5 separate regions of the Homo sapiens genome follow, and all the other regions are linked to region 1. Evidence: chromatin contacts called from ENCODE Hi-C or POLR2A ChIA-PET data. All regions are on one chromosome and are shown on one strand. The core of a region is the stretch at or near the end of the contact, and the rest is flanking DNA. Distances in the headings are between cores, read along the strand shown.

What was found. Hi-C counts contacts between places; a loop is a spot of excess contacts on that map. ChIA-PET counts read pairs that join two places held with the same protein, here RNA polymerase II (POLR2A). Pooled maps may share reads with other maps.
Region 2: a loop to region 1 is called in a pooled map, with 6 times the contacts of the local background. The contact joins the enhancer-like site here to the promoter of PKN2 in region 1. A Hi-C loop is called at or near these places in 2 of 37 single-sample maps with no recorded cell type and 8 of 50 pooled maps.
Region 3: a loop to region 1 is called in a pooled map, with 3 times the contacts of the local background. The contact joins the enhancer-like site here to the promoter of PKN2 in region 1. A Hi-C loop is called at or near these places in 1 of 50 pooled maps. POLR2A ChIA-PET finds 5 or more read pairs at or near these places in 2 of 52 experiments (Caco-2 and Panc1).
Region 4: a loop to region 1 is called in a pooled map, with 7 times the contacts of the local background. The contact joins the enhancer-like site here to the promoter of PKN2 in region 1. A Hi-C loop is called at or near these places in 2 of 37 single-sample maps with no recorded cell type and 2 of 50 pooled maps. POLR2A ChIA-PET finds 5 or more read pairs at or near these places in 1 of 52 experiments (OCI-LY7).
Region 5: a loop to region 1 is called in a pooled map, with 6 times the contacts of the local background. The contact joins the enhancer-like site here to the promoter of PKN2 in region 1. A Hi-C loop is called at or near these places in 9 of 50 pooled maps. POLR2A ChIA-PET finds 5 or more read pairs at or near these places in 3 of 52 experiments (CD4-positive, alpha-beta T cell, activated T-cell and activated naive CD4-positive, alpha-beta T cell).

The regions. Positions count from the first base shown.
Region 1 is chr1:88,682,866-88,685,654 of GRCh38, forward strand. PKN2 (protein kinase N2) reads left to right here and starts at 1,408. Exons shown (of 22, transcript NM_006256.4): 1 at 1,408-1,763. The coding sequence starts at 1,716. PKN2-AS1 (PKN2 antisense RNA 1) reads right to left here and starts at 2,339. Exons shown (of 4, transcript NR_110682.1): 1 at 2,299-2,339. RefSeq lists enhancers at 1,243-1,572, 1,603-1,682.
Region 2 is chr1:87,044,692-87,047,480 of GRCh38, forward strand. The region is part of intron 1 of HS2ST1 (heparan sulfate 2-O-sulfotransferase 1); the gene reads left to right. It also overlaps the pseudogene LOC100421465 and the pseudogene LOC100421468. Among named protein-coding and RNA genes, the nearest start is that of LINC01140, 84 kb to the right of the region's middle. RefSeq lists an enhancer at 346-445. Within about 2 kb of position 1,465, at least 2 of the 41 ENCODE cell types and tissues checked have a DNase peak (open chromatin) inside an H3K27ac peak, as active enhancers do.
Region 3 is chr1:87,203,141-87,205,929 of GRCh38, forward strand. No RefSeq gene overlaps it. Among named protein-coding and RNA genes, the nearest start is that of LINC02801, 8.1 kb to the right of the region's middle. RefSeq lists a silencer at 33-92. Within about 2 kb of position 1,416, at least 2 of the 41 ENCODE cell types and tissues checked have a DNase peak (open chromatin) inside an H3K27ac peak, as active enhancers do.
Region 4 is chr1:87,448,086-87,450,874 of GRCh38, forward strand. It overlaps LOC105378834 (a long non-coding RNA gene), which reads left to right. Exons shown (of 4, transcript XR_947565.3): 3 at 1,149-1,260; 4 at 2,694-2,789. Among named protein-coding and RNA genes, the nearest start is that of LINC01364, 78 kb to the left of the region's middle. RefSeq lists an enhancer at 1,508-1,887. Within about 2 kb of position 1,371, at least 12 of the 41 ENCODE cell types and tissues checked have a DNase peak (open chromatin) inside an H3K27ac peak, as active enhancers do; they include OCI-LY7, where a contact is called at or near this core.
Region 5 is chr1:89,841,925-89,844,713 of GRCh38, forward strand. LRRC8D (leucine rich repeat containing 8 VRAC subunit D) reads left to right here. Exons shown (of 3, transcript NM_001134479.2): 2 at 1,714-1,858. Among named protein-coding and RNA genes, the nearest start is that of LRRC8D-DT, 22 kb to the left of the region's middle. RefSeq lists silencers at 646-940, 1,464-1,683. Within about 2 kb of position 1,452, at least 37 of the 41 ENCODE cell types and tissues checked have a DNase peak (open chromatin) inside an H3K27ac peak, as active enhancers do; they include CD4-positive, alpha-beta T cell, where a contact is called at or near this core.

The sequences.
Region 1 (2,789 bases), core at 158-2,657:
TTTCCAAGTGTTCTTTCATGTATTTAATTATCATCTTCAACCAAGGCAATATACTAGACACATAAATAGTTGTAAGACTTGTGAAGTACACACCAGAAAAATTCTTTATCACACATATGATAAGTTAGAGTTCAGAAACTGTGGCCACAGAACTCCAGATCTTCAATACATGTTTGCTGAATTGATGTATGAGACTTGAGAAGGCAAAAGGATAGACGTTAAGTCCTGGCATCAGGCCAACAGAGTTACATGGAGCGTGTGAGAAGTACATAATGTTACACTTCCTAAGAAATATGTCAACGAATGCCCTTTCTAAGTAGCAACGTACCTAAATAACCCTTACCACTCTCTCCAGGTAGTTTTAACAAAGGTATTGTACCGCAGCTTCAAAAAATCAAAAGTTACGCGTTTACCTATCCATTCACTGCTCAGACAAAACAAAAACAAAAGCTACCTGTAGGAGACTTCGAAATTCCTTAATACCATAGTGTCATTAAAAACAAACACCTAGATTTACTTTACTTAGCTATATTTTACTAAGTAGTCAGGTTAGCTTTAATGCTTACCACGCCAAGGAAAGGTGGCTTTTTTCCTTTCCCGAGGGTAATCCCGTCCCACCTCCCCCTCCCTTAAATAAAGTTAAAACAACCCAAAAAAACCCAGCTAATTCTCAGCTCTGTACAGTTCTCCAGTACAAGCAACAGTAGTTCAACCTCAAGAAAAAGACATCTTAAAGGCCGTACATTAAAAGTTGCCAGGGATCCAGCCGCTTACATTTCATGAAAAGTACAGACCATACCCGTTTAGCTAGCTGTGCACCTTAACTGGTCGAGAAGGCGCGCTGGGGGCTGGGTTTGAGGGTGAGCAAAAGGCAAGATTATTAGTTTGGGTTGACGTGGGGGTCAAGGGGAGAGCAGAGGAATAATCTGTAAGATCTGAGTCCCGAAGCTCTTTGGGTTATGGAGGTTAGAAAAGGGCCTGTTAAAGTTAGGCCCAAGTTTCGGCAAGGTGGAACTGGGAAAAAAAAAAAAGAAAGAAAAAAAAAACGAAACCCGAAAAAACAACAGCGAGCAGGCTCCCGAGTTCTAGCGTTCACAGTGAAGCCGTTAAACGCAGCAGGAAAGTAGGCGTGTGTTTTCTTCCTCTTCCCGCCTCCCCAGAGACTCGAGCCCAGTCCTTTCCCCTCATTTTCACCCCAGCCGAGTCCAATGGCTGCCCTCGCCGCGGAGTCGGGTCGGAAGACGCCCCGCCCCCTCGCCGCGTTCGCCCTAGGGAACCCCTCCGCCCCACCTTCCCTGCCCGATGAGGGGCAGTGGCTGCCGCCGTCACGTGTGCTGGCAGCCGCCAAGTGAGGCCGCTTTTGCGACGCGGTGACAGCCAAATGGTGCGACAGGAGGAGCTGCAGCCGCGGCCGCAGCGCCCGCACGGAGAGGCTTGAGGCGGCTCCTGGCGTCGCCCAGAGGGAGCGACTAGACGAACAGTCCGGTGAGGGCGGCGAGAGGAAGCCCGCTACGAGTGCCCTAGCTCCCCGCCGCTCTCGATGAACCGGACGGAATAAGCCGCGCCTCCAGCAGGGGCTGCGCCTCCATGAATCCCTAGTTGTTTTTTTTTTTTTCTTTCTCTCCCCTCTCCTCACCCCCACCCCGAGCCCCGTCCCGCCTTCTCCCTTCGCCAGAGGCGGCCGCGTCCAGGTGCGGAGTCCATACCGGAGCGCAATGGCGTCCAACCCCGAACGGGGGGAGATTCTGCTCACGGAACTGCAGGTAAGGGCCGCGGCCCTGGTGAGAGGCGCTGGCGGAGGAGACAGGGAGAGAGCCCCGCGCGGCGTCGGGGACCGAGGAAAGCCCTGCGGCCGCCGCGCCCCTAGCCCGCTAAGTGCGGAAACTCCGGGATGTCACTCGGGAAATGCTTCCCTCGGGGAACCGCTTCCCTGGGGAGCCGGACCCTCTCCCCCGCCAAAGCCCTGGCCTGCCACCGCTTTGGTTTGATTCTGCCTACCAGAGGGGACCCCATCTCTGCAGCCCTGCTGCAGCGGGAGCCTGCTCTCGCCTGGTCCCCGGAGAGGCCGGCCCGTCGCCCCCTCCCTCGGTGTCAGAGCTACCCGCGAACGCCCCTGTTGCCCCCTCCCTTCGCGCGGCCGGGCCCCGCCCCGCCTTTCCTCCGTACACCGCTCCTTAAACTCCTTTGAATGACTCCCAAGCTGTTTTCTTGTCCCTCCCCCTCCCCTCAGACTCCGCACAAAGAGCGCCCCCATAACTTCCAGCCCCTAGACAAGTTTTTTTAAAAAACGAGTCTCACCAAATGTTTGCTTCACTTCAGCAGCCCTCTTCAGGTGACAGAGTTTCTTTCCTCTATTTTGAGGGTTATCTTTTTCTTTTCTTTTCCTTTCTTTTTTTTTTTTTAACCGAGTGATAAATACAGGGTGCCTTTCTCTGCTACCCCTGCCCAGATCCGGGAGCTCAGATGCTGATGCTTTTCAGACTTTCATTTTCCCTCTCATTTGAGCACCAGAGAAAGAGCTAATAAGTTGTTTACTAATGAGAAAGCAGTCGACTAAGGGAAAACATTGGGCACCACATGTCTGCAAAAGATGAGAGCAAAGTAGATCGCTTAGTTAAGTCATGTCGAGTAGCAATGTTATTTCCCATTTCCAGATAAATATTTGATAATGTAGGCACGATTTTCTTTAGATCTCTATGGTGTACATGGGGACTTAAGCTACCCTGTCGGGTTTTTCATTACTTGGGAGTGTTCCAGAGATGTTTGTTTTTTGACTTAAAAGTTATTTT
Region 2 (2,789 bases), core at 215-2,714, 1.6 Mb before region 1:
GACTGGTTATGCACATACTTTGTTCAAAGGGTTTTTAAAGCTATATTCCTACTTTCAGTATAGCATACTGCAGTGTGTCTAACAGTTCTAGCAAAATGAATGCTTTCAGAGGGAGCAGAATCATTTTCAAGTCACTGGTGTCCATTTTTTCCCCTTTGGAACAAAGGACATAACAAATAATCTGGTTCTGCCTAGATAAACTAAGTAGTAAGAGGGCTCTGTTTAGAGGCATTTCTGTTCAATCTAATGCTATGACATCATCCAGCTCTTCCTTCTGTTCTATACGTGACCTCTTTGCACTGAGATTCTCTTTCTCGTCTGATTTCCTCTTGCGGCTTCTCTCTTCTTCACTGACGTCAGCATTCTTTGAAGAATCTTCTTCATCCGAATCAACTGTGAGAACATCATCTTGCTCTTGAGCTGTGGAGGTGGAAGGCTGACCTCCATCATTACTGCCATTGGTTATGCTTTTGGCAGCATCTTCAGCTTGTTTTGGCCCCACTTTTTCTGGGGCATCACCAACACTTCAAATTCAACATCCTTTCCTAGGTCTTCACTATGAAGGATGTTGATCAATAAAGTATAGTCCTGGAGGAAGTAATCTGCTTGAAGCCAGCTGCAATTTCTCATTCCAAATTCTGACAACTTCTTGTGATTATTAGCTTCTGTCTCTCCCTTTTCAGAAGATATTAGGATTGTTCCTTTCCCATCTTCAATTTGGACATCTGGTGCTACCATAGCAAATTTTTGTTTCACTACCTTGTCTCGTAAGGTGAGAACAGTCACTTTATGGACATTCAGCCGTACAGTCACCTGGCTTGCTGGCACATATGTAACAATTGGGGTTGGGAGGATCCAGTGCACAAGGCACAAGAAACTTCTTTCTTGGATTTGCTTGTTTATTCAAAACAATTGTTCTGCAGTGGTCTATTTTTCCTGATAAGATCTTCAATCTTTCCAATACTGTCAACCCAGCAATCACTGCATTAGTAGTAGCAATAGCAGGAATAATATTCCCTGCCACTGATTTGATATCAAATCTACTCTTCATATTCATACTGAAAATATGCATCCTGAGGTTTGTAGCAGAGGTAACAAAATCCATTGCATATGGGTCATCCTTATCCCATGTGAGCTCAGCTCCATCCCCCTTTTCTGCTAAATGAACTCTCAGAGTCTCAGTGCTGTGAGCTCCTTAAGAACCTTGTGCTCACCGGCTTCTCCCACGTCGACCTGATTGATCTGGTTACTATTGATGTCAGCAACCTCAACAGTTTTTGTTTCAAAAGAAACATGTTGGAAGATCAAAGGCACAGGTTGCCAGGGAAAGTGCACTGCAGTTTTACCTGAAAGCTAATATGGTTGCCTACCATGACAGCATCATGAACCCTGACTATAATGTGGCATATTTTTGACAGTTTATATTGGTTATGAATGCTTTAGATAACAGAGCTGCCCAAAACCGTGTTAATAGAGTGTGCCTGGCAGCTGTTGTTCCTCTTATTGAAAGTGGAACTGCTGGGTATCTTGGACAAGTAACTACTATCAAAGAGGGTGTGACCAAGTGTTACGAATGTCATCCTAAGCCAACCCAGAGAACCTCTCCTGACTGTACAATTTGTAACACACCTTCAGAACCTATACATTGCATCTTTTGGGCAAAGTACTTAAGAAGTATCTCCTGACAGAGCTGACCCTGAAGCTGCCTGGGAACCAACAGAAGCCAAAGCCAGAGCTAGAACATTCTAATAAAGAAGGTGACATTAAACGTATTTCCACTAAGGAATGGGCTAAATCAACTGGATATAATCCAGTTAAACTTTTTACCAAGCTTTTTAAAGATGACATCAGGTATCTGTTGATAATGGACAAACTATGGCGGAAAAGGAAACCTCCAGTTCTGTTGGACTGGGCTGAAGTACAAAGTCAAGGAGAAGAAACGAATGCATCAGATCAACAGAATGAACCCCAGTTAGGCCTGAAAGACCGGCAGGTTCTAGATGTAAAAAGCTGTGCATGTCGATTTTATTTATTTTTGAGATGGAGTGTAGCTCTGTTGCCCAGGCTAGAGTGCAATGGTGCGATCTTGGCTCACTGCAACCTCCGCCTCCTGGGTTCAAGCAATTCTCCTGACTCCGCCTCCCAAGTAGCTGGGATTATAGGCACCCACCACGCCCAGCTGATTTTTGTATTTTTAGTAGAGACGGGCTTTCACCATATTGTCCAGGCTGGTCTCGAACTCCTGACCGCAGGTGATCCACCTGCCTTGGCCTCCCAAAGTGCTGGGATTACAGGCACAAGCCACTGCGCCCAGCCTATATGTTTAACTTTTTAAGAAATTGTCCAACTGTTTTCCATAATGGTTGTCTCATTTTATATTCCCACCAGCAGTTCATGAGAATTCCAGTTACTCCACATTCTTGACAAGTCTCGGTATGACCGGTCTTCAGTTTTAGCCATTCTTACAAATTTTTGTGTTATCTCATTGTAGTTTTCCTTTTATTTTCTCTAATGACAAACGTCTTTCATCTTCTTATCTGCATATCTCTTTTTTGGGGAAGTGTCCAAATCCTTAGTTCATTTAAAAAAATGGACTGGCTATTTTCTCATTAGGTTGTAAGATACACATTTTTTGTTGATATGATACAAATCTTTTGTTGGCTATACATTTCACAAATTTTTTTCCTTTATGTGGCTTTCCTTTTCATTTCTGTATCTTTTAATTTCAGTGAAGTCCACTATATTGATGTTTGTTTTTGTAGTTCTTGTTTACTGTGTCATATTTAAGA
Region 3 (2,789 bases), core at 166-2,665, 1.5 Mb before region 1:
AGTTTCGGTTACCCGTGGTCAACTGAGTCTGAAAATAGGTGAGTACAGTACAGTAAGATATTTTGAGAGAGAGAAGGAGGGGAGAGAGAGAGAAAGAGAGAGAGAGGCAGAGAGAGAGAGAGAATGAACATTCACATGACTTAACAGCATATTGTCATAATTGTTCTATTTTATTAGTTATTGTTGTTAATTTTTCACTGTGCCTAATTTAGAAATCAAAATTTATCATAGGTGTGTATGTATAGGCGGGAACATAGTCTGCATGGGGTTCAGTACTACTCTCAGTTTCAGGTATCCACTGGGGATCTTGAAGCGCAACCTCTGCAGATAAGAGGTGACTACTGTAATAAGATGGGAAAACATTAATGGCCAAGATAAAGAACGCTGTCAAGGTTTCCCTTTCAGAGCGCTAGAAAACATCAGTTTTGTAGTCTGACAGATGGAGTTCAGACGCTGACTTTTGCATTTGCTAGCCATGACATTGGACAAGTTAGGTTTTGTGTGACTCAGTTTCCTTGCCCAAAAAAATGGCCATAAAAATGACTTCTTCATAGGGTTTTGAGCTAATTAAACGAAGTAATGTATGTAGAGTGTCCATCTTATTCTCTGGTATACAGTAAATGTTCAGTAAGTGCTAGCTTTTGTTATTATCATTATGGTTATTCTCACTGACATGAGGAAATAGGTAGCATCATAGATAGCTTTCAAGGAGGTGGCCAGTCTCAATTCCCATCCAAGTAAATATGTGCATGCCTTTCATTTAGCTGACTGGCACCCTTCTCTCTGGCTGGCAGCGGATTAGCACACTGAATCCCATCCCTGAGATGTCCTGGCACACATCCTGGGCCCCTCTGTGAAGTGTTTGCCATGGCCTCGAGCCCCTCAGGTTGAGTGCACTTGTCTGCAAAGGGCTGTGTTCTACAGCAACGTGGGACCCACGAAGGAAGCCTTATGATTCATTTTTCATCTCATCATTACTCGCCTTGCCTGTATGCCAAGGCTGGGAAGCAATGGGCCAGAGGTTTGTGCTCTGAGCAATTCTGAATCATGTGGAGAATATGAAGGAAAATGAGAAGTTTAAAAATACTCCATAGGAAAGAAATGGTAAGTAACATGGTTTCTTTTAAACTTTCCCAATTCAACTTCTAGAAAAGGTGTCATAAACCTCTGCAGGGGTGACTAAGAGCTGGGACAAAGGCAAGTCTGTTACAGATGTCCCCGTAACTCCAGGAGCAAATCTCTTTCTTCCCCTCCTAAATAACTCCAGAACATTACATGGCATTAACAAGTTTCCCAGGACAGGAACTTCTAGTTTATTACTTGCTCACATTGTCATCAGAAATTAATTTTGTCCCTGAAAGACAAATTGGCTGGTAGCTTACGAAGTTAAATGGAAAGAACAAGTGCGCATCTGTTTCTTCTGCATTTTGTCTCCTTGGTGTCTTACATATAAATGAATCAGAGTGTTCAAACTTAAATTAAGATCTTTGGCTAGATAAACAGTTAAAACTGGTTCCCATAGCTACCTCTCACACATAGCTGTGATTGCATTATAATCCCCTAGTAATCAGCTCTAAATGAAAGAAAGATGATAAGGGTGCTCTTTTCAGTTTTCAGTACTGATTTTTATTAGCTCTCAATCAGTCCGGGACTACTCTGTCTTTCATCACATTGTGGTAGTGTTTGTAGAATCATTAGAGTAATAAAGTGTAAATCTTACTGAGGTGCATTTTTCTTGAGGTGTTTTATATAACGAAAACTCTGAAGATTACACTGGCTGGTACAAGGAAGATTTGTTTCTGCGACGAAAGTAAGAATGTAATGTATGCTATATTCATTTAATCTTTACCAGAGTCAAAACCTAATGAATTATCTGGCCTAGGTAAAGCAACTGCCGCAGAAAGCTCTTGGACTTAACGCGGCCAAGTATTGCCCTAATAGAGATTTGCATGTATTTGGCTATTTCCTAATTTGGCTTGTTATCCTTCTTCAACACACTTCCAGTGTAAAACCCTCACATCTACAAATGCATTACCCACAAAACCGCAAGCTTTGCTATTCCCAGTGTGATTTCTCTAGCAAACGAGTGTAATCCAATAAAACATCATGTCCCACCAACATTGAAGTATTTATTGTGGAATAAATTTCAGTTTAAAAAAGCGTGCTTGCCCCTCTTCCTTCTCATATATCATAGAGTGACCAGTCCTCTCAGCTTCCTTTGTGCTGGGGATCACTAAGTGGGGAAAAGTGGCAGCTGGAGATAACAGCTCTCTGATGCTCCGCTGCATTTGTTCTGGATTTTTCTAGGCCTGTCCAAGAGATGGTAGCATGGAAAGGAACTTGCAGTGACTTTTCCAAAATGTGGGATTTTTCACAGATTTTACAGGTGTGCTACACATTTGCAATGAACAGAATACTTAATCCTGACGTGCTTTTCCCTTCCCGTAGGCTTTATTATAGCTGGAATATGTGACAAGGCATCATACCTATAAAAATGCCTGCTTGTTTTAAATGTTGGATTTTATGCATTTTATATTTATATTAGGATGAGAGTGTCCCTATATTTTAGTGACAGACATTTACGCTCATCCACAGGGTAAGAAACAATATAATGTAGCAGTATGTAGTCTCTGCAAGAGTTTATAGAAATGTGGTGGTTTTATATTTAATTTTAAGTTACTATTTTTTAAAGAAAGATTTTGCCTGAGATAATTATTACAGTTCCCATGCTCACATGGTGATAATGCGCACCTTTGCAACAAGCAGAGTATCTGAAAGATTCAGGTAGT
Region 4 (2,789 bases), core at 121-2,620, 1.2 Mb before region 1:
CGCCTCTGTTGGCTCAAGTAATGAGCAACTGAAGGATACCACACTGCAAAGGAGATGTTGGGCTTCAGGCTGAAGCAAATCTGGGCTAACCAGAGTTAATCAAATTCTTTATAAATAAAATGAATTGTGCCACGCTAACTTAGATGTTTCAGAGAAACACTAACATATTTTTTTTAACTGATTTCTTGAATTTTTAAAAAAACTACTGCTCCTTTCCTTTGGGTAAGTGAGGAGGCAATAGGGTCTTGAGAATCACCAGGACAGCCAGACTCTGTTAGTTTACTTTCAGGTGAATACATTAGGTTCTGGGTAGATAGGCAGAGCTACTATACACTGCGCCTAAAACATCACAATGGAGAGGTGTATGTGTGTTTGTTGCGGGTGGAGGGGCCTGGTCCTGAGATTTATCAAGCCTGCCTTATGGGTACTGACTTGACTGGTTCATCTACTTTAGGGACGATGAGAATATACTCCCCTGCCCCAAATTATATTTTATCCAGGTGCCATGGTGTCTGACACTCCATCTGTAATGGTTCATTCCTTTGGCTTTCTTTCCTGCTTTTAAAATGAACATTCTCTTGGTTTGTGCAAAACACTAAACTACTTTACAAAGGCAGATACGCTAATGTAGGAAACTGCTTTGTTTTCCTTTGGTTGAAAAGGACTAGTGGAGCTGCAGGAAGCTTGGAAGTTCATCAGTGGGAATGGAGGGAGGCTGCCAAGAAGGTGAGGGGAAGGGGAAGGGCCACAGACACAGATTTTGTCTACTTGGGAATTTTGAATGGGATTGACCCTACCACTCAGTAATAGTTAAAAATGAAACAAAACAAAAAACAAGGGTTTTGAGTGTTGTTTGAATCCAAGTGTACTATTTCAATAGTGGAACTGAGCAAGACTTATAAAGCTGGCATAGGGAAGGGTGATTAGGATTGCAAACATAAGCATGAGGTGTAAATCATGACATTTATTTTGGCATGGAAGCCAGATCATTGTTTGAGGAACACCTTTTGAAACCCAAATGTAGAGGGCAGAAAATGGTGTTGGCTTTTTACACTATTTCTCTCTTTTTGAGGTAAGTCAGAGAGTTGAGTTATGAAGCATTAAAAGATCATTTTTTTCCCACATTCAATTTTCTTCTTTGCACTTAGGGAAAACCTTTTAGGCCAAAGACCATCTGAAGTGGCCCTGGTTCCTCCATGTTTAACTCACTGGCCCCTAATTTCTGCTGGACCTTCATTTCAGTCGACTGTGTTTCAGGAGGTAAGTGATTCTGGTGACCTCACTGTAGGGAGACAGGAGCCTCTGGCAAGTTACCAAACTGCTGGCCTATTCTACATGAGCCAGGCTCTTTGCTTTGGCAGAGGAAAGCAGTGCTGTTTTAGGTCAACAGTCAAATGTGTCCCGGAAGTTGTTAAGTGCGTGGGGCATTCTAACCACTGCTGCTGGTGGAGAGACCTGGCTGTCGCCTGCATCTCACTTTCAGAATGTGGCCCTGATTAAGCTCCGCAGGTAGAGTTCTGGTTTCTAAGAAGGGTACAAGGCCTGAGGACATGCTGGTATTTCTTCCTCATGCTGCTGCTGAGGACACAGAGAAGGGTGTTCTGGCCAAATTAGCCAGTTATTGGTTCCCCAAATAACTTTGGTTTTAGACACCTGACTTGACTCTGTGAGTGAGTGGGAGGCTGTTTTCTCTGACTGGTTTTGCATCTTGGCTTTCATGTCTCTACATGAACATTCAGCCCACAAATTTCTGTTATCTAATCAGGCGCATCAGTCCGTGATGGAGATGAGAGGGGAGGAACACCCCTTTGACTCAGATTTTGCACAAACAAAATTCAGTCTTGTTAGCAATGGCAGGAAGAGTAGCCACGGCTGCTCAGATCAGATCTTTCCCTGACAATCTGCAGGGCAGTGCAAGTGGGTGAAGAGTTTTTATGGCAAGATAAGCAATGCAAGGGCCCCAACTTGGTATACTAAATAAAATTAAAATGTCAATATTTACACATGACCTTCAAGGCTCTTCCACTCTTGCTTTCTTAGTATTCAGTACAGACTGCATTTTCTTTAGTCCGTTACCAACAGCTTGGAAATTCAGTTAGAGGACATAACCCAAATGTTCTCCAAATGTTGCTTCCAAATGGTCATCTTGAAAAGTGCTGTTTTAAGGCATGCAACCTTTCTGCACCGAGAGAGGGCTGTCGCTCTGCCTACCCAACTGTAGGGGAATTATCCAAAGATTAAAACCACTGATGATAAAGATAGTGCCACACAGCATATTTTAATTTGTTGATAATGAAAGCACAAGAGGCCTTTTTACAGGCTTCTTGAAGCCTTACTATTGTGTGTTGCACATTCAACCCCAGCTTGTGTGCTGACACAAACAAATAAACGTGATCATAACGGTTGAAATGTAGTTAGAAACACAATTGAGAACATCTGTATTGTAAGCAGAAATACATTAGAAATACTGAAGTGTTTTGTAGCTGTGAAAATGAAGGAATAAAAAAATAACCCACAGTACCTGGATTAAGCAGTTATAAATAATGTATAAAGCAAAAATCTCATTACCCCCTGTGTAAACTCCCCCCCAATGAAATATATTTTATGAATGTAGTAACACTGTAATAACCAAAGCATTTGTTTTTCCCCACAAACTTTCCATTTCATAACTGTGAGATTGTTTGGATTTACAGATTCGGGCCACAACACCCCTGAGTTTACCGGTTTTGGTTTCTTCCTTGTGACCTTCGGCTCCAGGATGCAGCACAGCTCCTCACTGCACTATTTAT
Region 5 (2,789 bases), core at 202-2,701, 1.2 Mb after region 1:
ATCATTGGCCAGGAGTGGTGGTTTACGCCTGTAATCCCAGCACTTTGGGAGGCTGAGGCGGGTGGATCATGAGGTCAGGAGATCGAGATCATCCTGGCCAACATTGTGAAACCTCATCTGTACTAAAAATACAAAAAAATTAGCTGGGCATGGTGGCGTGTGCCTGTAGTTTAAGCTTCTCGGGAGGCTGAGGCAGGAGAATCGTTTGAACCCGAGAGGCGGAGGTTGCAGTGAGCCGAGATCACGCCACTGCACTCCAGCCTGGGCGACAGAGCGAGACTCTGTCTCAGAAAAAAAAAAAAAAAAAAGAATTTGTGATCATTGTAGGAATTCGCAGTGTAGGGGAAATGGTACAGATTTTATAATCAGGAAAGACCTGTATTCAGTTCTCCATTTGACCACTTTCTGCCAGAGCCATGGGAACAGTTTTTTAATTTCTCTGACCCTGTTTCCTCACTTGGGAATATGACTTTTGCAGATCTGTTGGAAAATATTAAGGCCAAGAGGGATTTAAAATGAGATGTTGTCTAGCACTGAGTAGGAGCTTAATATCTATCCGTTCCTTTCTGCTTCAGTCAAAACTGAGCTTCATATGTAGAATGATTATTGTTTGTATTACATTCTCCATTTTGAGTATGGAACCATGAATGCCAACAGCTTGATAATAAAAGGAGCCGTTTGTCAAGAGACAGTCCTGTAAGCGCTTTTTAACCTGGTAGACTGTGCATGTAAGGGCAGGCAGGTTACAAATGCGAATCCCCATAGCCAGCACACTCTACATACAGCAGATTCTTAAGCCATCTGTGTACTCTTTTTAACACTGTACTGAAGTCCACTTAAGTCAGAGTTCAACAAAATGAATGAATGTAATCCCAGGACTATGGAACTTCTCTGTGATTACATAGCACAGAGAACTACGGAATCATTTTCTGGAAGAATGCACCATGCGATTATGCTCCATGTGGAATTGGTATATATAAATGTTGGTAGACTGTGAGGATGAGGTTGACAGGTTGATCTGAGTAGAGACCCTAGGAGGAACCGAGGATACTATGTAGTTTTGTTGTTGTTACTGTTTTGCAGTTCCTGGCTGCTCTGTGTTGGCAGCTGTGTGCACGCTTTCTCTTTTGAGCCAGCGAGGCACAAGACAAGTAATTTCCCATCTTGAATCTCTCACAGCTGCTGAGCTGTAGTGGATATACTGGGATGTGGCTATGAACTTTAAAAATTTGCATAAATCCAGCCCCTACTCCCCTGCAAAGGCTCAGTCTTGTCTTTACACCTTCCCCGAGGTAATTATTTTCTGGGGGGTAGGGGTGGGGGTTGGGAGGGTGAAGAAAGGAAGAAAAAGAAGGCCGATCACACTGGGCACCGGCGGAGGAAGCGTGGAGTCCATTGATCTAGGTACTTGTGGGGAGGGGAGAACCCGAGCAGCAGCTGCAAACGGAAGGGCTGTGAGCGAGCGGGCGGGCGGGTGGCTGGCAGCGAGGCCACCAGCAGGGGGGGCCCGGGCCGAGGCCGCGCCACCTCGGCACCACGCGGGCAGCCGGTGCGGCGGGGTCGCCACGGCCAGGGGAGCGCTGGGTGCCCACCATGGCAGTTATGCAAGCGGTGACCCCCTGGTCTTGCCTCCCCGCCGCCCTGCACTCCTTCCTCCCCGCTGCCGACACTTGGATCTCTCTAGCTCTTTCTCTCCCCTGTGTTTTCAAACAGGAAGTGCACGGCTGTCTATAACGTGCTGCCGGGTCTCAGGATGGAGGAGTGAAGTCTCCTGTCGCCGTGGTTCCAGCCTCCGGAGCTCGCCCAAGCCGCGTCCCCAGAGAGCGCCCTGAGAGAACAGGGTGGCCGCTTGGTCCAGGTGCGCGGGGTCGGGTCTGGGTCCAGGGAGCGGGTCGGGAAGTCTGCGGCACGGAGCACTGCTAGTGTCGGATCTGCATCTCCAGCTCTGTGCTGCAGCTTCACTTGCCCGCCCCCCACCACTGGCTTCTCACCCGGGGTCTCTGCCAAACTCTGGCTGCTGCCGCCCTGGGTTCGGGCCGGCGGAAGGCCCTGGGCGTGCGCTGCGGAGCCGCCTGCGAGGACTCCACTAGGGCGCTTTCCAGGCTGGACTGCCCCGGGCTGCGCTGGAGCTGCCAGTGCTCGGGGAGTCTTCCTGGAGTCCCCAGCTGCCCTCTCCACCCTCTCCTCCAGCTGCTGCTGCCTGAAGCAGCAGCTCTTTGTTCCTCCCTTACTGGTCTGGGGTCATACACATAAATGTCCTGGGAGGCAGGGTGGTGGGAGGGTAAGGGGTTGGGACGTAGGGAAGAGGAAGAAGATGAGTTGTGGGTGAAGTGTAAGGTGGACAGGAGAAAAGAATCTTAGTGTCCATGCTCAGAAATCAGCTCTTCAGCTGCTGAAACAGAGGACCCCGGTTCCTTGGTTTCTGTTTTGGGAAAGCCAGGCCATGCCAAACAGAGGGAATTAATGATGCAGGCACACACCGGAAAGGTAGGGACCAGGAATGAGGCACAGCAGCGAGTTCTGAGATGTTTAGTCTGGTGTCTGGCTTGTTAACTCCACTGTGGTTTCTGAGCCAGGCCTCCTCGCTGAGACAGAAGGTACTTTAACATATGAGCCAGGCATCTTTATTAATTCCATTTGTCATCAAAGTAAAATTGAGAGTGACTTTTCTCAAATTCACCAGGTAGATTATACTTTCACTTCCACATCGTGTTCCATCTCAAATGTTCATAGGAGAATAAAACACTAGGGTTGGTTTTATGCTACAGACGTTTTGCATCTTTATTTCC